Linked DNA regions of Homo sapiens: region 1 is linked to region 2. Evidence: chromatin loops called from intact Hi-C (ENCODE). Cell type or tissue: thyroid gland. All regions are shown on one strand. Each heading gives the region's core, and the rest is flanking DNA. Links, peaks and the distances in the headings are about the cores only. Region 1 holds the start of WFIKKN2 (WAP, follistatin/kazal, immunoglobulin, kunitz and netrin domain containing 2). Region 2 overlaps CACNA1G (calcium voltage-gated channel subunit alpha1 G).

What was found. Peaks named below come from ENCODE experiments on the same cell type or tissue, not always from the same donor. Only the 100,000 strongest peaks of a DNase experiment are listed, where the experiment ranks them.
Region 1: it touches region 2 in a loop (3-fold over the local background); 8 of 110 quality-filtered maps call a loop at or near these places.

Annotation. Positions count from the first base shown.
Region 1 is chr17:50,828,293-50,839,798 of GRCh38, reverse strand. WFIKKN2 (WAP, follistatin/kazal, immunoglobulin, kunitz and netrin domain containing 2) reads right to left here and starts at 4,213. Exons shown (of 2, transcript NM_175575.6): 1 at 3,652-4,213; 2 at 1-300. The coding sequence starts at 3,861. RefSeq lists enhancers at 6,501-7,021, 7,022-7,542, 7,702-8,572, 8,573-9,444, 11,075-11,304 and a silencer at 10,845-10,954. In thyroid gland, for the core only: no CTCF peak of the experiment used is centred there; DNase peaks (open chromatin) are centred at 4,208 and 4,768; H3K4me3 peaks cover 948 bases; H3K27ac peaks cover 415 bases.
Region 2 is chr17:50,618,872-50,629,328 of GRCh38, reverse strand. It overlaps CACNA1G (calcium voltage-gated channel subunit alpha1 G), which reads right to left. Exons shown (of 38, transcript NM_018896.5): 33 at 10,321-10,457; 34 at 9,503-9,646; 35 at 7,535-7,669; 36 at 5,254-5,422; 37 at 4,800-4,969; 38 at 1,855-3,312. The coding sequence ends at 2,578. It overlaps LOC101927253 (a long non-coding RNA gene), which reads left to right. Exons shown (of 2, transcript XR_243718.2): 2 at 1,989-2,299. Among named protein-coding and RNA genes, the nearest start is that of ABCC3, 11 kb to the left of the region's middle. RefSeq lists an enhancer at 3,008-3,780. In thyroid gland, for the core only: a CTCF peak has its summit at 3,020 (motif pointing right); DNase peaks (open chromatin) are centred at 937, 1,212, 3,018 and 3,647; H3K27ac peaks cover 2,670 bases.

The sequences.
Region 1 (11,506 bases), core at 1-8,000, 210 kb before region 2:
CAGTGTGATGCCTTTGGAGCAGGCCTCGGCATCCATGTAGCAGCGGTTATAGTAGGTGAGGCCGTCCGAGGCGCAGGTAAAGCTGGGCTCCTTCTCACAGCGGTCTTTGCACTTACACACGGGCTGGCCATCCCAGATGTCACACTCAGAGCCCTGCTGCAGACACATGAAGTGGTCACATGTGGCCTCCTTGGGCATGCCCACTGGGCCCTTCTTCCCTTTCACGTCCATGTAGCGGGCCGCCACGCAGCTCTTGGTCCCACATACGTTGGGGCAGCACTTCTCATAGGTCTCACACTCCTGAAAGAGCCAGAGAGAGTGGCCTGAACAGGGAGAAGGAGGAAAGGAGGGGCTCCCTATCCTACCCCATGGTTTGTGGGGAGGAGAACTAACATGTACTCACCATCTAGTGGGAGCAAAACACTTGAAAATAATAACGAATGCATACGTAGCATCTCCTACATGCTAGGCCCCTGTGTAAGAACTTTGACATCTGTGAGCTTGCTATGCTCATCACAAGCCAGAGGTGGGTATAGCCATTATCTCCACTCCACAGATGATGACTGAGGCACAGAGAGGCTAAGTAACTTTCCCAAGGTCACTCAGCTAGCAGGGTAGGAAGGGGTGGGCCAAAGACTCTAAGAGGAAAAGTTTTCCTACAACCATTTTACAGATGAGACTGCAGAGACTCAGAGAGGTGATGCCCAAGTTCACAGAGACGGGAAGTGGCAGAACAAGGCTCCAAGCTCCCAGTGGAAGGGATTGAGAAATGGAGTTTTTTCTCCTGCATCATATAGCACAAATGAGGTCTAGCTTGAACAAGTAGGCCTGCCTTTCATCTCTTTCCTATGGGAGTGAGGATGCCTTGCTGACTGGAAGAGATCGCATCAGAGGTTAAGAGGGGAATGCCCCTGGGACTTTATCCGAGATGATCCACACCTCTCCTCCCCTCAAGGAGACCGACACACACGGGGAACAGAGGCTGTGAGAGGGCCCAGATCGATCCACAGCCAACAGTCAGGGCAGGCGTGACGGGCCCCACACGCCAGGTCTCAGAGCCACAGGCTGTGCCAGGCCCAGGTATCAGCTCCGTGTGGGACCTTTCACGGGAAAAGCAACAAGAAAAAAAGTCCCCTTGTGTGGCAAAGGTCAGCAAGGCCGTCAGCGAGGACTTGCCAGGCTGTAATCCCCTCTGATATTCTGTGGAGCCACGTAAAGCATTAGTTTAATTCCTCGAAATTAGCAACATGCTCCTGGAGCTGACACAAACAAGGATTTCACGTGGTGTTTTCGACAATAACACATCGTACCCACTTGGCAGGCAGGCAACGCTCCTAATCCTCCACCAGGTAGTAACTCTGTGAATTACTCCCCACTAGGGCTGGCCTCTTGTCATTCCAACTTTTATTTCAGCCTCTTTGACATTCCACATCAGCTAAGAGGGGGAAAATATCCCCCCACCCTGGCTGCATGGAGCCTGCCTGCTTGACTTGTTTACTGTTCTACCCGTTTCGGCTCAGAATGGGGACTTTGTTTTGCAGCCCTTGTTTGGCATAGTCTTCTAGGCCACACCAGGGGAGGCTTTGGGACAGGGATGGGCAGCTCTCAGAGCTGGGTCTAAGGGAGAGAGACCCCGCAGGGAATGGAGAGCAGGAGAGGGAGTAGGAGCAGGAGAACCTTCTCCTTGGCCTGAGCCTCATCCCATTCCCTAAGACATTCAGGACCTGGAGGTCCATGAAAGCCTGGGTCCTTGGGCACCAGAGGGAAGGTACTTCTGGCCACAGGGAACCTACAGGGGGTCCTTAGAACACTTCTGTGTAAGGGGGCCAGAATGTCCCCAAGGGCTGTCTGGATACCCAGCCTTCCACAGGTGCCTTCTCTCCAAGACACACAAAATCCACCAGAGTCTCACCATCCCCAAGCCCTACCTGGTTAATCAGGCCAGCCTGTGCCTGCAAATGTAGCCAACTAATGGCATGACCTTGGCCAGATGGGAGCAGCCACCACTCCTCCTGACTTCTTATCTTCCTTTCACTTGGCACCACCATTGCCCAAGGGGAGCATCTGTCCTGGGAGGCCTAAGAATTGTCCCTGGGCACTGTGAGGTTGAGGCCACCCTCTCCAGGTCAGCCCTCTGCTCTCCTGTGGGTAACCAGGCATCTATGGGGGAACCAGTGTCTCTCGTGTTCCCTGGGGATGCCCCAGCCTGGATCTGGAGCCTTGGGAGACTCCGTGCTGCCCTCAGAGCTGGCCAGACTGGGCAGGAAATAGCTCTGCCTGGAGCAGGTGTAGGTCCCACAGCCTGTTGCCCCAGAGGGGGTGGGCAGGAATGGCCCTCGGGAATGACTCGGGAGCTAGAAGAGAACTGGCCCTGCCCTGCAGCAGTGCCCTCTGATACAGAGCAGAAGGCAGGACCAAGGACGCTGGGAGGCTGAAACGTGGTCTCCTTCCTCCCAGGGACACCAGAGATCCATTCAGAGCTGCTCCTGCTTGGCCTGCCGTCAGCCTGGTCTTCTCTCAGGCTCAGGGTCCAAACTCCTGAGGAGGTGGCCTGGAGTCCAATGCAATCAAAGCTTTCTTGTTAGACATGAGTTCCAAGCTCATCGTTCCCTCACTGGCCATGACAACTGTGCCCTCCGTGCCTGGCTCTGTGTCCACTCTCTCACCTGTGAATGGGCTGCTGATGCCCACCATGCTGACATGTCATGCCAACATACACGACGTGCCCGGCACGGTGCTGGCCACAGTAGCCCTCAGCACGCATGAAGGAGGAATCCTCGGGCTCCAGTCCCTGATGAACTGGGACATCGCTCCCACCTCTCCTTCCAGGCTTCGGTGTTAATAGACAGGATGGTGCCCTGTTTCTCTCCAGGTGAACGGGGCCTGTGTTCCTTCACCTTCCTAGGACCTGCAGGGCACTCCTGCATGGTCCCCACCCTGTGGCTCCCACCCCCATCACTCACAGGCTCATATGGTCCATCTCTGGCTTCTGGACCCCACTCACCTGGTCCGCCTCACACTCCAGCTTCTGGATCCCACTCACCTGGTCCATCTCACACTGTGGCTTCTGGACCCCACTCACCTGGTCCACCTCATACTCCCACTTCTAGATCCCACTCACCTGGTCCGCCTCACACTCCAGCTTCTGGATCCCACTCACCTGGTCCATCTCACACTGTGGCTTCTGGACCCCACTCACCTGGTCCACCTCATACTCCCACTTCTAGATCCCACTCACCTGGTCCGCCTCACACTCCAGCTTCTGGATCCCACTCACCTGGTCCATCTCACACTGTGGCTTCTGGACCCCACTCACCTGGTCCGCCTCACACACCGGCTTCTGGACCCCACTCACCTGGTCAACCTCACACTCCCACTTCTAGATACCACTCACCTGGTCCATCTCACATTGCGGCTTCTGGACCCCATTCACCTGGTCTGCCTCACACTGTGGCTTCTGGATCCCACTCACCTGGTCCATCTCACACTCCTGCTTCCGGACACCACTCACCTGGTCCGCCTCACACTGTGGCTTCTGGACCCCACTCACGTTGTCCTCCTCACACTCCCACACAGTCCCTCCCCGACGGCTCCCACCCCCGTCACTCACAGGCTCACGTGGTCCATCTCTGGTCTCTGGACCCCACTCACCTGGTCCGTCTCACACTCCCGCCTGCAGGTGCTCTGTGCGTCCACCCAGAGGTTGGGATTCATGTCGTTGGGGCAGATGCCGGCGTGGGAATAGCGGATGGGCGGCAGCGCCAGGCTTCGCGGGGGCACCCCGAGCAGTAGCAGCAGCAGCAGCAGCGCTGCCACCTGCTCCCAGCGAGACCAGAACCGGCGACACCTTGGGGCCCACATGGTGCAGGCTGGGGCGGCTAGAGACCTCCCCTGAAACGATGCCAGGGTCTGGGGCCCACCAGGGCCTTCTTCTCAGGGGCTGCAGACACCTGCCCTCCCCACCCCAGCAGGTTTCCTGCTCAGGCTGCTGCTCAGGCTGCTCTGCCGCTGCTGCCTCCACCAAGTCAGCACAGCCTGCCGGGCTGTGCGGCTTCAGATAAAAGAAAGGTCTTTAGAAGGAAGCTCCCTCTCCTGAGTGTGCAGGGAGAGGAGCCACAGCAGGGGCCCGCGCCCGGATTTATATCCTGGGCGCGCCACCCGAGTGGGAGCCAGCTAACCTGATGCCTGTCACAGGCAGGCTGCTGGCGCCTCTGTCCCGTGGCTGATCACAGACTTATTGCAGAAGGGGGGAAAAAAAAAAAAAGAAGCTGGAAGCAGTTTAGGCAGCGTATCTGGCACGGTGGGACACCTGCTTGTTTTTGACTCCAGGAGGCCTTTAACCCCTTCAAGGGCCAGAAATGGCATGTGCTTTGCGGGGAGCTGGCTCCAGGACACGCAAGCTCACTCTGAAGGAGGGCTTGTTTCCCTTTCCCCCACCTCCTTGGGGCCGGGCCCCCTCCTCCCCTTTGGCCACCTCTAAAGAACACACAATCGCTTGTTACGAGGAGGGACCTGCAGCCACCGGGTTAGCATCGCCCGGCTTGATAGTACATTTGAGAGCAAATGACGTGGAAAAACAACAAGTTCACGGCCATTCCAGGGCGGGCCTGCGCCGCGCTGTGCCCTGTAAGCCGACTCCCACCCCGGCCCCGGCCCTTTGTGGGGGGTGTGCGCACGGACAGCTCTGTATCTCTGTGTCCAGGGCAGTTTGCGTCTTAAGTTCCAACTTCAGTTAATTTTCCCCAAATCATTCCAGAGACACATACCAGATATGCTCTGGCCCCGCCGGCGGCTGGGACGGATCACATTCCTCCCTCTTCCATCGACACACCGAGAAAACCTCCGCGGTCACAGTGTCTCAGGATTGTGCCGGAGTCCAGCTGCCCTCGCTGACGACCACAGTGGCTGCTCTTCAGTGAGCTCCTTCTGACTGCCAGCCTTGTCTGGCCTCCCCCACTTCCCAAAGGAGAAGGTCTGTGGTCGAAGAGGGCGAGCGACTTGTCCAAGGTCGCACAGAGTGAGCAGTCCTGGTGGTACCAGCTGCCAGATGCACTGGGCTCTTCACACGTGTGGCTTCTCTGAACGCATCATCTCATTTAATCCTCACAACAAACTGCACCTCCATTTCAGATCGGAGGAAAGGACGCACAGAGAGGCTAAGCAACCTGCCCATGTCGCACAGCTACCCCACCACGGTACAGGAAACAGGGACACCAGCTTGCTGGGTGTGGGCAGGGGCCTTTTAAAATCACCCCTCCCCCATCCATCTGCCAGAACTGCTGTCAAGGCACAGCCCAAACTCTGGTTTTCACAGACTGGACAAGAAATTTTTGAAACATCAGGGGCTATATTTGTGGAGGGGCCGGGAAGAGAGCCAGAAGCTGCCAGGGGCTGGGGGCGATTCCTCCCCCATTTGGCAGCAAATGGCTTCTATCTAAAATGCCACAGAGCAGCCTGCAGTCTGAGTGTTTTCGAGTTGGTCACTCGATCCTGGGGGTAGGGGGCGGAGGCACATAGAGCCCCGAAAGAGAGGTACCTTTCCAAGGCCAAACCACAAGGGCCTTGAGGAGCTGCTGTGTCCCGGGGACAGTAGGTGGAGTGGCCCCCACACGCATCAGATACGGAAGGGATCCTGAAGGTAATCTCGCTTTACAGCTAAGGAAACTGAGGCCTGAGCCCAGGCCGCTCCTTCCCCACGTCCACTTTCCCCTTCAAGAACACAGCTCGCCATCTCACAGGACTGTAAAACGGCCACGGGACCCTCGCTTCCACACCCAGACCCTTCCCCTTCCCAGCCGGGCGGGTGCTGCCTTCTCCCCGCCTGAGCTGGTCCCTTCCCGTTGTGCGGCCATTCTGCAGGATCTGTCTTTTCTGCTTATGTCAAATCGCTAATGAAGGGTGTCAGATCCTAATCCTCTAAATTATTGGAATAAACTTCCCTTCGAGGCCAGTCCCCGTAATGAAGCCAGACAGCGGGCGACGCCGGCTGCTTTGAATTCCCCGTAATTTCATCAGCCCGTGTTCCAGCTGCTCCGCGCGGGGGCCTTCACACAGCCCTTGGACAAACGCGGTTTGCGCAGCCTCCTTTGATAGCACAAAGGGACATGGACAGTGACACATTTATAAGCAGGACTTAGAAAAACTGTCACAGCCCCATTAGGCCAGGACAAGTATCCAAGGAGAGGAGGCCGATTTCTGGGCAGTCCCAAGAGACCATTAGAGGGTGTGGGAGAGATGAGAGGGGGTCGGAGGAGGGGAGGCACCGAGCAGAGGTTGGGGGGTGCTGAGGAGGGCAGGAGAGGGGCACACGGCAGGGCAGGGGAAGCTTGGCCATCCTACCCCCACTCCTGGGGCTGATGGAGAAAGCCCCCACACCCAACCTGGTCCTGTCTCAAGCCACGGACTTCTCCTTCCCGGGCCCCATTCCTGGACGTTCTACTCTGAGAACTCTCAAAGCAGCATCGGGAAAGAGAGGAGCCCAAAGCACTCTGACTCTCCCTCCAGCCCTTCCAAGTCTCCCACCAAAACACAGCTCAGAATAATAAATAACATCTGATCGGCCTGGAGCCCACACAGTGTTTTCACCTGCACGTTGCTGCTGACCCCACGGCAGCCCCAGGAGGGAGCTCCCTAGCGCGGGAGAGGAAACCGAGTCACAGAGAGGTTAGGCTGGGCCCTCCTCCTGCCCACCCCGGGCCTATGGCCTCCACACACCCCGTGCAAGCTTCCAGCCCCTCCAGAAAGCGACCCCCAGCCCATGCTGGCTGCCCCGCCCACTGGCTTGTTTATAAGCTGTTTGGGAGCGCTTTGAAGTCTTCTCCTCCCTCCCAGAGGCCCTTGGAACTGGCTCTGGATCTGCCTCCTTCTCTCTCTCCTCTTGGTGTGTCTGTGTGTCTGACTCTGTGTCCCTCACACTCTTCCCTGTGGGTGGTGTGGGCCCTACCCTCACCAAACCCACGGTACTGAAGGTGGGCCCAGCGGGAGCGGCTCAGTGGCACATGCCCACTGTCCACCGGGCCTCCTCCACTCAGGCCACTGGGAGCAGAGGCTGGGCTGGGTCTCCTGAGCAGAGGCCTGGCCTCGGGCGTGATCTGCCTTTTCCCCTTTCCCCAAGGACACCAGGCACAGCTCTCCTGCTACTCAGAATGAGAGGTCAGAGAGGGCTGGGCTTGGCCCCATCTTGGAAGGGCCCCTCCATCCCCCACCATTGTCACAGGGTGGAGAACCATGGATTCTTCACACTGCCAGGGTGGGTTCAAATCTGCTCTAGGAGCCGTGGGAGGAGGTCACCAGGTCACTCTCAGTGACCCTTGACCTCAGGTTCACCCTGACATTAACAACTCCTGAGCCGCTAGGGTCTTGACGGGACAGCACAGCTGATACCATTTCCCAAGTCAGCCAGCCCCCAGCAGCCGCGATGGGGAGGTACAGAGGTGCCACAAGAGTATCTTGGGTGCCACGTGGCTTATGCACACCCCACACCCACACTCCTACCTCACACTGCACCTGCTCCCTCTATTTCTCTCCACAAAGGTTTTTTAGAGCACCTACGGTGTGCCAAGTTCTGGGCACATCGGAACCAATAACTGGCCAGGCATGGTGGCTCATGCCTGTAATCCTAACTCTTTGGGAGGCCAAGGTGAGCAGATCACCTGAGGTCAGGAGTTTGAGATCAGCTTGGCCAGCATGGTGAAACCCCATCTCTACTAAAAATAAAAATAAAAAAAAATAGCTGCACATGGTGGCGTGAGCCCGTAGTCCCTGCTACTTGGGAGACTGAGACAGAAGAATTGCTTGAACCCAGGAAGCGGAGGCTGCAGTGAGCCAAGATCACGCCACTGTACTCCAGCCTGAGTGGCAAAGCGAGACTCCATCTCAAAAAAAAAAAAAAAAGAAAATAACAACAATCTTTGTCCACAGGGAGGGTACCGTCTAGTCTAGAAAGCCAGCATGCAGAGATAAGAATGGTGAATGCTGGTGGGGAGTCCTCTCAGGGCTGGGGAACAGAGAGGAGGGAGAGACCTGGGGCTGGCTCTCGCACGACCATGACATTGGGTGGGGCCCAAGCCTGGGCAGAATCTCAAAGGAGGGAAGGCATTTCCTACACCTCTCCTTGGAAAGGCCTGGCCCACACCACAGTCTCCTCGGCCAAGGCCCTCCCTCCGCGGGGCCCAGGCCTCCGGAAAGGGGAGGTGATAGGGACGTCAGCAGGTTTAGGAGATGGGGTGGGGGTGGGAGCTGCAGGTCTTGCAGGCGCGGCACAGGGTGGCCCCAGCAAAGTACACCCCAGCGGCCCATTCTGGTCTACCCTGCTTGGGCCCCAGATCTGAGCCAGCCACATTTTCTCCCAAATGGATGGGGGGAAACCAGCCCCCCAGGAGCCCCTCCCGCTCTGATCTTGGTCATTTAAACATGTTTGGGGAGGAGGGGCAGGAATTGGGGTGCTGAGAAGGAAAGGAAGTCCTAGCCAGGGTGCTCAGATGGCAGCCCAGGTTGCCTTGGCTAAAGGCAGTGATTAGTCAGACTCAAGCCGGAGAATTCAATAAAGCCAGCGGCTCATTACCCAGCTGGGACCCCCTGCCCGCGCGGCCTCGGGCCTGGGTTGCATTACAGGACCGCGTGAACTCTCCCCTCTGAGTGAGGCTGCACCGGGCCTTGGAATAATTATGGGGCCTCAGCAGATGGTGGAGACGGATGGGGGAGGCCTTCAGCTGTGAGACACGTGATCCATCTGCATCTGTGTGGAACAGGACACGGGAGGGTCCTCACTGAGCAGAGAGGTAAAGCAAGGGCAGTCCTGAATCCACATCTGAGAATTATGGGGTTGTCAGGGGTGGGGCATGGCCCAGTGTCCCGGGCCAGCTAGGCCTCCTTGGAGACCCTTGCCTGGCCCGGGGGGGTCTACAGGTGCAGTGAGCCCCTGGAATCTGGAGTCCTGGAGTCTCTGTGTCAGGAACCCAGAAGAGGAGGCACCTCTGGGACAGCACAATTCTGGGCTCCTTTGGCATTCAAATGTCTTCCTAGAAGATTTGGAGCCTGTCTCGGGCTCCTCACCCACTCGGGAAGCTACATGGTCTTGGTTTGAGCACTGTGCAAGGAGTCAGGAGCCCTGGGCTCTCTTCCTGCTTTGCCATCATCTCACTGTGGGACCCCCTCTATTTCCCCATCTGAGGCCCCTTCCAGCTGCCTCTTCTGTGATCCCATGTCCTGACTCCTCCAGCTTTGCCTTGATGGAATCAGCTTCAAAAAGCCCTGTGGAGCTCTCAGCCAAGACAAACACCAGAGTGCAGAAGCCACAAGGCTGTGGGGCTGCGGGGCTGGGGCCAGCTCCACCACCCTGCTCTGCTGGGACACAGCGAGGGCGGGTTTCCACTCTTCCCAGGCCTGTAGGAATACCACAAACAGAGGCATGGCCTCTATCCCCCTCGGGTCTCCCCCACCCTAAAAGTTTCCACAGCTACTCTACTCTTCACACTCTGGAGCTCCTGCCTTCCTTCTTTCTCCCTTTGAATGACAGGGAAATGAGAAGGTGTGAGACTCTTGGGCCTCTCTGCTTCCCTGCCTGCTGCTGAGCAAAGAAGGACAACATCTCTAAAGCTAATTGCACCCCTCACACTCATTCCAACAATACAAAATATCCAATGAAGGCTGGGTGCAGTGGCTCACACCTATAATCCCAGCACTTTGGGAGGCCAAGGCGGGCAGGTCACCAGAGGTCAGGAGTTCGAGACCAGCCTGGCCAACATGGTAAAACCCCGTCCCTACTAAAATTACAAAAATTAGCTGGGCGTGGTGGCGCGTGCCTGTAATCCCAGCTACTTGGGAGGCTGAGGCATGAGAATCACTTGAACCCGGGAGGAGAAGGTCATGGTGAGCCGAGGTCACGCCATCATGCTCCAGCCTAGGTGACAGAGCGAGACCCTGACTCAAAAATAAAAATGAAAAATAAAAACAAAATGTCCAATGGCTGTGTGGGGGTGAGCTGGAGTAGGGATGAGAAACAGGTTTCTTTCTGACTGATCATGATTCCAAGACTTGTGGCTTAAAGACAGCTTCCCCACGCCTTCAAGAGCAGGCCAAAGCATTGTTCTGGACTGCCGTGACCTTCTGCCTCCATTTACTTCCCTGGTCTTACCATCTGTCCCTTTCACTCTCAAACTCTGGAGGCTGCCATATCGCGCTTTCAGACCTTTAAGAGCTCCTCACAGTACTCCCCCTTCCACCTCACACAGACATTGTCCTCTGTCCTAAACACTCTCTCACCCCTGGCCTGCTCTGTCTTCTCCCAGCCCACTGCTTCCTGACCGATTTCAGAAACAACTTCTTTCAGGAGGCCTTCCTGACTTTAAATGACAAAGCAAAACAAAACAAAAGCCGCAACTGGGTTGTAAAATACGGGTAAAGTTTAAATGTTCAATGTAGTGGGTTGAGTGGTGCTCCCCCCAGCCCCCCACCCCTGCCAAATATATCCATGTTCTAACCCACAGAGACAGTGACCGTGACCTTGGGAAAAGGGTCTTTGCAGATGAGATTTGGGAAAAGGGTCTTTGCAGATGAAATTAAGGATCTTGAGATGAGATCATGCTGGATTACCGAGGAGGGCCCTAAATCCAATGACGGGTATCCTTATAAAAGGCAGAGACAGAATCGAGACACAGAAGACGGGAAAGTCTTGTGCAGATAGAAGCAGAGATTAGAGCGATGCACCCACAAGCCCAGGAACACCTGAGCCCCCAGAAACTGGAAGAGGAAAAGGACTCTCCCCTAAAGCCTCTGGAGGGAGCGTGGCCCTGCCAACACTGTGGTTTCATACCTCCAGCCTCCAGAACTGTCAGATAATAAATGTGTGCTGTTTTAAGCCACCAAGTTCCTGGTCATTTGTTTAGCAGCCCCAGGAAATGAACACACCTGCCTAAAATTCTCCAATGGCCTCTCCTGGTCATAATTAAATGCCACAACTACCCTGAGCTGCCCCTTTTAGGTTCCTGCTAAAAATACTCAATGAATTGCCTCTCCAGAGTGTGTTCTCTTTTCTGAGAACTGTGCTTTTTTAAGCACTGAGTTGACAGACTCAGTGCTTTAAAAATCTAAAAAAAAAAAGCTATGGTTGTTGTTGTTTTACTCTTTAACAGAAACCGAGAGTCAAGATGATCTCAAAGTAAAGACACTCCGTAGAATGTGGGTGGTCAGAACAGTTGAGAACTGAGCTCAGCTGCTGAGAGCTTTGATTCACCCCACAGGGCCAGAGGTGCTGGTGGCATGGGACAAACTTTTGGGAGGCAGGTACTGAGCCCCCCGCTGAGCTGAACGGAGCCCACCTCTAATCTGTAATCCTTAGGGAAGAAAACCCCTCTGTGACAGGGGCTTTCAAATGTTTTGACTGCAACACATAGTGAGGAATACTTTTTTTCTTTTTTGAGATGGGGTCTCGCTCTGTCACCCAGGCTGGCGCGATCTCTATTCACTGCAACCTCCACCTCCTGGACTCAAGCGATTCTCCCACCTC
Region 2 (10,457 bases), core at 1-8,000:
TCCCTGCAGATCTCTACAGAGCAACCCAAAAGCATAGTAAGTTCACCCCAAATTCCTTGGTCCCTACTGGGAAGAGGAGGCCAGGGGAAGAGGAACGCACAAAGAACCAGGCATGCTAAGACTCAACCTAAGCAACTCTCCAGTACTCTAGTGCTGCTGGGCTGGTGGTCGGGAGCGGGGAGAGGGGGTGCTGGAAGAGTGGGGAGGGGTAGGAGTCCAGCTCTCTGGCTTCACCTTGACCCAGAATCTTCTAACCACTAGGAGAATGAAAGATCCCAGAACCCCCTCCCCATACCCTCCAACGTCATTAGGGAATAGACAGCTATAGAATTCTACAAAAATATAAAAGCTTAGTCTGCAGATCCAGGTGACAGAACTCTAGGAATTTTGTACAGCTTTGCTTTTTTTATCTTAAATGGCAGCTCCTACAAGCACTCCCTCTCCCCACCCAAGGAGGCCAGAGGAAAAAGTTTGACATTATTGCACACCCTAAAAGGATAAAACCAGGCTTTGGCTTCAAGGAGCGGTATGAGTTCTGTCCAAAAGAGCAATGAGAAAAGCTCTCACCCAGCTTAGAAAACAATGCTGGACAACGCCTCCAGGTCCACTCGCCCGGCAGCCTGGTGCCCCCAGCTCCCAGTTGACCGGATCAGACGGTTTGTGAGCGAGCGTTGCCACTGAGGTTTCAAAAACCCAATCCAATCCTGGGGTTTGAAGGCCCTGGGGGCGAGGGGAGGGGGCTGTTCAAGGGAGTGGGATTGGGACAGATGTTTGGGAGGTGGCTAGGTGACAGGCTGGCTGGACCCATGGTCACCACCTCTTGGCACCAAGATTTCAGACAAGAGAATATTGTCTGCAGTAGCACCAGACAGGTGGCCTGGGCCACGCCACTCCCCCTCTTCCTGTCTGCCTGCCCCTGGCCACCTTCACACCTCCCTCCTCCACTGGCTCCCGCTAGGCAGGCAGCAGCAGCAGTGCATGTAAACATCTTGAGCGCTCGCTCATCACCGCCCAGGGGGCCAGCTCCCCACTCAGCACCTGGCCTCTGACCCTACCACCTCCACCAGGAGGTTGCCTCTGGACGCCCAGCCCTGGACTCTCATCCTCAGGAAGCACAGCCCACTCCGTTGACACGGTTTAATTCCATTGCGGGCAGGTGGACGAGGTCCCCATCGGACAGTGCCTGTAATGCCAGTCAGCTAAGCCCGCCCCCAAGGCAGGAGGCTGAAGTCCAGACAGCTCAGGTCACGCATCCAGCCAGAAGTGTGGCAAATCCGTGCTGAAGCTTCAGGAAGGAAAACCCAGAAACACTTCCCCCCTCCCCCACCAACCCACAGATCCAGATCTGCAGCCTCTGAGGCAACCTCCCCCAGCCTCAGTCGGCCCCATTAACCAAAACAGCTTCATTATGCCAATTTCCAGCTTTCAATGTGCGGCTGATAGCTGTCAGCAGAAATAAGAGTTAATCTGGAATTACTCCCATTCACTGAGCTGCCTAGCTAGAGGAAGCTGTAAAGCTTTGATAGCAGCAGAAGAGACCCTGCCTCCCCAGCCTGCACCAGGCGGAGGGGCTCCTCCTCTCCTTCACGGCTGGGGAGGGCAGGCTAGAGGTGCAGCCTTCCACAGCAAGGGGTTCAGGTTCTCTCACTCTCAGACACACACACTCTCACACTCATATACACACACGCACTCATATACACAAACACATACACACTCATACACACACAAAGAGGCAGCCCTGAAGCTTCCCTCCCCGCCGCCCACTCCCCATCTCCAGGATCTCTCTCTCATCAATGCCATCTGGACGTGCCTAACTCTCCATCCCTTTTGCTTTTACTCTGGACCGTGATTAGCTTTTTATTTAGGAAAATTACTTTATTTTATATATATATAGATAGATAGATAGATATGTATGTATGTATATATAAAAAGGTTCCATTTCACTTGTAAAATCTCATTTTTTCTTTTTCTTTTTTTTTTCCCTACAGAAAATGATGACGAGGTTAAAGGAAAAAATAAGTTACATTACAGTTTCCAAAATGGTTCTCGCTCTCCGCTGAAGATGGGCCACCGTTGGGGCTGCAATGTGCTCGCGGTCCCAGCTTGTGCTTTGCAAGAAGAGGGAATATAACTAGACTGTTATTTTAGGTTAAAATAGCCAAGAGACAGACGCCTTCGCCTCAAAAATATTCTGAGACACATAAAAGTAGAAGGAAACAAGTCTCTTCAGTCACAAAATGTCGTACATCCCGCATATACTAGATTCAATTAATTTAATAAAATAGAATATACATAGAGATTCTGCACAAACGTATTGCTTTCTCCCAACAGCTTCTGGTGTCGGGAACCTCAGCTGCACCGGGCCTCTCCTTCTGCCTGGAGCCAGAGTTGCCGGGGCTGCTGCTTTTAACTCTCTTTGGAAGTTCTGCTTGCAGGTACCCAGAGCCACTGAGGCAGGGAGGAGCGCCTCCGCCTCCTTGGTGTCTATATGGAACTTTTGTCAGGAATATAGCCCAGGAGGAGGAGCTAGGACTTGGCACCCAGTGGAGAAAGGTGAGTGGGAAAGTGGGGCAGGACTCAGGGGTCCAGGTCTGCTGGGTCAGAGGATAAACCGGAGAGACTCAGCACATCTTTCTTTGGGGAGGGCGAGGCAGCCATGCTGTCAGGGGGGCCAGAGGCCAAGGGATCCTTGGAGTCGCTGGACGGAGCCCTCCTCCGGAGGCAGATACCAGGGCTGGGCGGGGTCCGAGGACCTTGGCTCTCGGGGGGGTCTATGGTGATACTAGGCGGGCTGAGTTTTTTCTTGGGCCGGCTCCCAGGCCCCCCAAGAGGCTGGCCCCCAAGGTTAGAGGGGTCTGTGCCCAGGTGGGGTTGGGAGCCGCTGTCCAGGCAGCTGACGGCGATAGAGTGTCTCCTCTGCTCATCCAGCCAGGACGTAGGCCGGCGCTGGCAGCTCTGGGCCTCCACGCTGTAGCACTTCTTCAGGTCCCGTGGGGATGGGGGCTCCTCCTGGCCGCCAGGGGGCAGGAGGTCTCCTGAAATCCAGCTCAGCTCCGTGTCCAACTCTAAGCTGCTTCTGGTCTCTGGAGGGCCCTTGCCCCAGTTGGGTTCTGGGCCTGGGCAAGGGGCTGGCGGGGTCATGTGCTTGGAGATCTTGCTGTGGCTGCGGGAGTGCTGCTGTGCCTGGGTACTTGACTGGCCCCAGAAAGAGTAGGCCCGGGCCAGGGGCGGGGAGGGCCCACTCACCTCTGCCAGCAGGTCTTCCCGGCTGCCCAGACCCTGAACGTCCAAGGAGTCAGTCCTTATTGCTGCCTATATGGGGTGGGGGAGGGCTCAGCCCAGCAGTCTCCTCTCCAGCATGGACTAGCCCTCCTGTCAAGCTGGCTGTGCCCCCTGCCCACCACCACCAGGCACAGCAGGACTATCCTAAGCAGAGGTCCTGGTAGCCGCTCTTACTAGTAGATAGGGGTCATTGCAGCCTGACCTCTGTTGTCCACCATGCCTCCTCTCTCCCCACTAAACCCTGTCTTCCCTCCCCCATGCTCTGGTCTCCCCTAAGCCTGCAAGAATCGCTCTCTCTGCAGCCCCTGCCTCCTGGGATATGAGAGAAGCCAGGCCATCTCTGCTCACTGAGCTGGCTCCTTCACGCCTCCCCGCCTCTGCCTAGACTTCCCCTTTGGCTCTGAATACCCTTCCTGATTGGCAAGAATCCCTCGATTTTACGGACTCAGGTTCTCTGTGACACAGTGTGTGACAGTCTCTGTCCCCAAGTAAAACCGACCCCTTCCCCTTCTGTGTCCCTGCTGCCCTCCACACATAGGTGTCTGGCAGCTGTGAGCTGAGGCTGCAATGATCTGATGGCAGGCATGTCTCCACTATTAGACTGTGAGCTTCAGGGGGCAGGGGCTGTGTCGCCAGTGCCTGGCACACAGAGGCTGCTTAGTGACTATTTGCAGAATGAATAAGGACTGTGCCTGCTCCCCCAAGCATGTGGGATTGAGATTCTCATGTGTCCACGCTCATGCCTCAGGACACACACATGGCATGGGCTGTGGCCTTATCACAGGTGGGCTCTGGGGCCGGGCGCGGTGGCTCACGCCTGTAATCCCGGCACTTTGGGTGGCCGAGGCGGCCAGATCATCTGAGGTTGGGAGCTCGAGCTCAGCCTGACCAACATGGAGAAACCCCATCTCTACTAAAAATACAAAATTATCCAGGCATGGTGGCGCATGTCTGTAATCCCAGCTACTCGGGAGGCTGATGCAGGAGAATCACTTGAACCCAGGAGGCGGAGGTTGCGGGGAGCCAAGATTGTGCCATTGCACTCCAGCCTGGGCAACAAGAGCGAAACTCAAAAAAAAAAAAAAAAAAAAGAATCTGGGCTCTGGAAGGTGGGCCCTAGGCTTGGCCAAAAGTGAAGACACTTAAAACCTGCCTTGTGCCCCATAGCTCAGTCCAAAGTGGGGAGAAGAATTGGGAGGCAGCTCTGGTTGGTGAGGAAGGAAAGACCAGAGACTGGGGTTCTACCTCCGACCAGATAGGCATGACCCTGGGCAAGCACTACCCCTTCTGGTCTCCAGGCCTCCTCAGTGGAACAAGGAACTGGGTGCAAATTTCAAGAAGGCACAGACCACTTCTGCTTTGCCCAGTACTGTGTCCCTGGTATCTGCAACTGAGCCTGGCACATCACTGGCACACAATAAATATTTGCTGGAAGAATGAAAGTGTCAACACAGGTCATCACCAGCAGCAGAGGGTCCAGCCCCCAGGCCTGTGCCTGCCTTTCCACATCTGCTCACCTGGCGCCTGAGTGGCCTCTGAGCCAAAGGGGAGCGTCCTGGTGGGGGCAGTTTGGGGATGGTGCCCCAGGTTGGGGCGCTGTGGGGCTGGAGCAGATGAGGTGCATCTTTGGGAAGCTGCAGGATGTAGCTGGTATCTGCTGGCTGGGAGTGAACGGACAAGACGGAGCCTGTGGAGGGAGGGAAGCGGGGGAGGGGTGGGGGGAGAGAATGGAGCTGGAGGGTTCAGGGGAGCAGGTTCTCACCTGAGCCCTCCCTTCCACTCTCTCCCCCTCATCAGGGCCTCTACCCTTACCCCCTGGACTCAAAGCCATTCCCCCAGGCTGGAGGCTCCCCTGAGGTCAGAGATACCTCTTTGGCTGCCTCAGTTCCCCATCCCCTCAGATCAGGACTGGCTTAGGCCAGGATGGAATCTCCCTGTGTGAGCCAAATTGGCCTGCTCTAGCCCTGGTACCTGACTGAGCTTTGGGGAGCCCCCAGCCCCTGTGTCCCAGGGGCCCCTCGGCAGTGCTCCCATGCCGACACATGTAGCTGTCATTGGGCAGAGAGTGCGTTCGGCTGACCCCAGACTTCCGCACAGTCAGTAAGTCTGGTCCTGGCAGCTCCGTGGGGTGGGGCTGCATCTGCAAAAGGAACAGGGGAGGGAGGTGGAGGAAGAGGGTGTGCGTGGGTTTGGTAACTGAGGCAGCGCTGACAACAGAAAGCAGCAGCGCCCCCCGCCCAGCCCTCACCCCCGTGCCCTCCCAGGACAAGGTAGAGATGGGCATGAGCATGGCTGGGGAGAGGGGCAGACACATGGATGAGCCCTCCACACGCGGGGAGGAAGCAGGTAGGAGGGGGTCTGGGCAGCCGGGAGAGTCTGCAGGCCCTGCCCCCCACCCCCTGCAAAACTGCACACATTGTATCACCTTTAAGCTCCCACTGTGGTGGTGGAGGGGCGGGGAGGTATCCAGAGAAGGGAGAGCAGCCCCCAGCCCCCAGCCCTGCAGGTGGCTCACAAGCTGATTCTAAAGGCCCCATTTAGAGGCTCTGAAGGGAGTCCCGGTGTCCACAGGGATGGGCTGGGGCCCTGACCCAGAGCAGCTCAGGGGAGGATTAAAAGCTAACAGCAGGCCAGGCACAGTGGCTGGTGGCTCATGCCTGTAATCCCAGCACTTTGGGAGGCCAAGGTGGGCAGATCGCTTGAGCTCAGGAGTTTGAGACCAGCCTGGGCAACATGGCAAAACCCCATTTCTAAAAAAAAAAAAAAAAAAAAAAAAAAAAAAATTAGCTGGATATGGTGGCGTGGCACCTGTAATCCCAGCTACTCCAGAGGCTGAGGTGGGAGGATTGCTTGAGCCGGGGGGGTCAAAGCTATAGTGAGCTGGGATCATATCACTGCACTCCAGCCTAGGCAACAGAGTGAGACCCTGTCTCAAAAAAAAAAAAAAAAAAAAAAGCCAACAGCAGCCCCTACGACCCTGTGCTGTCAGTGGGGGAGGTGAGGGGGAGAGGACCCTCCCAAGGAGCAGGGACCAGGCAGCTCAGGAGAGCTTGCAGGTTGCAGGCTGTTCATCCAGTTCTTACAGCAGCCCCAGGTCCCAGCACAGGGCCTGGGTTGGGTTCAGGTGAGTTGAATGGCAGATGACCACCAGAGGCATGTCACAGCTGGCTCCCTGACCTCCACTTTAACCAATAACTCTGGCAGGTGAGGGTGGAGGCCAAATTCAGCTGCTCCCTTAGTGGACAGACTCGGGGTGGGAGTGGGGTTGTTGCTCTGTTTCAGAGAAGGGAGGTACTCAGCCTTGGACTCCAGCATGAGGGAGCCTAGTTTGTTCTCAAGAGGTTTCTCCATCACTCTGTGACCCCCTTCCCCCTGAACCCTTCACCCCTTGTTCCCAGGGAGGCTGTAGGGGCCCTGTCGCCATGCAGGCCCAGCCAGTTAAATAGCCCCAGCAGGCCTGAGGATGGCTAAGTTGGAGGACAATCTTATTTTGCTTCCCCTCTCAGCCCCAGGCTCCACTACTGCCAGCCACCCAAGACCCCTAGGGACACCCCAGCCGGTGGTCCAGTCCCTGCCTCAGCTGGGCCCTCCTCTGACAACAGGAGGGGAACAGTGGAGAGGAGGGGGCTGCTCACAGTCAGAAGGGACGGGAGCTGGAGAAGGGAAAGGGTAGGGAAGCTATCAGAGCACAGAGAAGCCCCATTCACCCCACTGAGTTTGGTGAAGACGCAGGGACACACGGGGACAGTGACGGAGGAGACAGGAACAGCGCTCCAAGTGAAGAAGGGCATGGCAGCGGTGGCAGAGATGCGGCTCTCACCCACCACGTGGTGTGAAGGTCTCATGTTGTTGGGGGGTGGGGTGGGGTGGGGAGGAGGGGAACAGGCACAGGGAGGGCTGGCTTGCACAGGGCTCCAAATTCATAGATTGACTCTGATGACACCTGTTTTGGGCCGTGTCACTCCTGGGTGTCTGGATTCACTTTTTCATAATGGCTGCCGCTGCTCCTATACCCTTCAGGGCAAGGCCCCAATTTAAACTTATCTAATCTCTTTGTCCCCAGTGGGGAACCTGAAGACCTTGTGCCAGCAAAGCGTGGGCCACCGAGGTCCTGACAGTTGATGCCTCTGGGTGGAGCCTGGCAGCAAACTGAGAGGAGGCGGCCCCAGGACCCTCCCTGGGCCGATCTGGAGCCCTGCAGCCAGTCCAGCCCCGGGGGTGGCCGGGAGCAGTGAGGGCAGTGTGTATGTACATTGCTCTCCAGGGCACTAAGTAAGAGTGTGTGCATGTCATCAGGCAAAGAGTCATCCGTCAGAGCTAGAGAGCAGGACGGTTCAGACACAATCTCTGACGTCAGAGACAGAGCCTCCATCTCAGCTAGAGGGATCTAGACAGGGAGAGAGATGATCAGGCATGAGAAACCAGGACAGCGCACACGCGCGTGCACACGCACACACGCGCTCTCTCTCAGTCCCCACTTCCCCCTTTTCACGAAGCACAGGGGGGCGGGAAAAAGGCATCCCTTCTCTCTCCCCACCCTTTCCCCAAACAAGCTGACAGTGCCTCCCCGCACCCACTTCAACCCCCTGCTCTGATCAGAGAGGCTGCGGCAGGCACTGAAGAGCCAGAGCAAACACTGACAAAGCGAGGAGACACAGAAACGCATTCTAAAGATACCCCAGGAGCCTCCCCAGCCCCTCCCACACTACCACCACCCAGGGAGGGAGCGGGAGGACCGAGGGCTTGCGACTCTCAAAAAGATGATACCAAAAAAAAAAAAAATGAAGAAAGGCCAGCAAAGCACTGTCTCTCCTCCCGGCACAGACAGAGCGGCACGGGGGGCGCCGGCGACAATGCCACCAATCTGACGGCTGTTTTCTGCCTATTCTCTCGGCTTCCAACAGCCTGGCAGGACTTGGCCTGCCCCCAGATTCTGGCTTCTCCCCTCGTGGGCCCTCCTCCGCCTGCCTGCAGCCCGCCCGCCCTCTCCAACTTGGGCTCTGGGAGATGTTCTCCCGTTAGCCTGAAGTGGGCGCACTCGGGTGGGCTGCCACACCATCTGGCTGGCTCACCTGGGACCCAGGGGGTTGCCTCAGTGCCCACAGGATGCTAGGGGACAGTTGGACCGTCCCTCCCAGAACCCCATCACCTTCCCATCGTGTCCTCTTCTCCCACAACCTTTCCCTGTGAGCCTCTTTCAGGAAGGGGAGGCCTCGGAAAGGGACTCACTTTCCCACTGATCATTCTAGGTCATTGCCAGATCTGAGACTGAATCCCAACAAGAGGCAAGGTCCCTTCCCACATGAGGATCACTGTCCATTTTTCTGGGATCAGGCTAAAGGCTTCCTAAGAACCTGCCTGCCCCACCACCCAAAAGGGCCTCTGGAGGACTCGGCTTTTCTATCTGCAGCTGACACCTGTCTCCACTCCGGGTCTGCAGCCTCTCACCTAGGTGGAGGGAGGGTGGGGCCCTCTCTCACGTGGTAGTGGGTCGTGGTGAGGGGATCAAGGGGAGGGGAGGAGGGCAGGAACAGCCCAGAAAGCAGAAGACCTGGAATTAAATGGGACTGGGGGAGAGGGCCATGTGGCGCTGTGGGAAGGGGCTGGGCTTGGGCAGGAAGCCAAGTCCTATTTCACACCAAGTTCTCAAAATCCACTCCCAGCTGGAGCCTTCTATCTCTCTCAGGACAGAAATCAGTGGCTCCTGACAGCACTCACCATGCCCAGTGGGCTCCATGGCTTAAAAAGCCACCAAACTGAGGACTGGCAAGTGTGTGCTGGACACGAGCAGATAGAGAGACTGCAGCTTGGCAGCGGGCTCCCTGGCCACCTACACTGTCTCTGGAGGCCTTCCTCCCTGGATCTGATACCTCCTTCCCTCCACCCCCTAAGGTCCCCCTGCTAACTTATCTTCTGCCCCATCCCCTCTTTTCTCTTCCAGATTCTTACAAATCCCCTCTCCCCTCCCCAAGCTCCTCCTCCACACACCCTTCTCATCAGAGGGGCAATCTCAGCAGCCCTGCCTTCCAGCTCTTTTCTGGAGGTGATCTCAGTCTAGAAGAACCCCTGACTGCCTCTTGCACTCAACTGAGGCTCCAAGGCTGCACTTTCTACAGATACCCAGTGGGCAGGAACACTCCCAGCTTCCCCAGAAGCATGGCACAGCGTGGCACAGCCCAGCACGGTCAGGGGAGAGGGCACAGCACAGGGGCACAGTAACCTGTGGGTCGGAGCCTCCCAGGCTGGGGGCAGAAGGGAAGGCAGAGGGCTGGCCCCCTGGGCCTGCCAGCTCGTCCATCAGCTTCAGCTCCCACTCCAGGGAGCCCTGGATCAGCAGGGATATGGTGTCAAACAGCTGCCTGTCCTGGGGAGCCAGCCCGTAAGGGGAGCCGGAGAGGCAGGGGAGCAGGGGTCAGAGGGCAGTGATGGGAAGTGTCGTGGAAGGGGATTGACAAGAGAAACAGAGGAGAAAGAGGTGACACCCAGACAACACACATGCACATGTGCACACACACAAAAACACACACAGCAACAAAGAGAAAAAGAGGAGGGGGTGGGGAAGAGGGAAGGCGAAGGAGGAAGGAGAGATGGGAGATGGAAAATGAGCAGAGCCCACGGCGGGGGGAGAGAGAGAGAGCGGTAAAGAGAAGATAAAAGGATGGAGAGATGGAAGAGAATCAGGCAGGTTAAAGGGTGGGTAGGAAAGAGATTTGGCAGTTGGGCAAGGGTAAGAAAGAAACAGGAAGGAAACAGAAAACTTAGCCTTGAACCTATGAGTCAGGAAGGGGAGGCCAGACCAGGCTGGAGGAGCAGGGCATGGCTAAGCTGGCCCGTCTGCTGGGGTGGCCCTGTGGGGTGAGTGTGGGCAGCCATCCCTGGGGAGGGGCAGTGACTGCTCGCTCAGCATCCAGGACGGAGGGCGGGAGCCTCCAGGAGGAGCCTAGGGTTTGTGTGCTGCCCGCTTGGCTCCCGCCCACCACCCTCCACACCCTTCTCCTGCCCCAGCTCCTCTCACGGCTGGGGTGGGTGTCTGCTCACCGTGGGGTGCTCCAGGGAAAAGTGGGAGGCTGATCTCGCGTGGGCCGCTGGGTGCAGAGCCCCAGGCTTGGGGCTGTCGGGGCTGTCGGGGCCCTCGACCCCAGGCCAGAGGAAGGGGCTGCCCAGTGGCGAGTGGG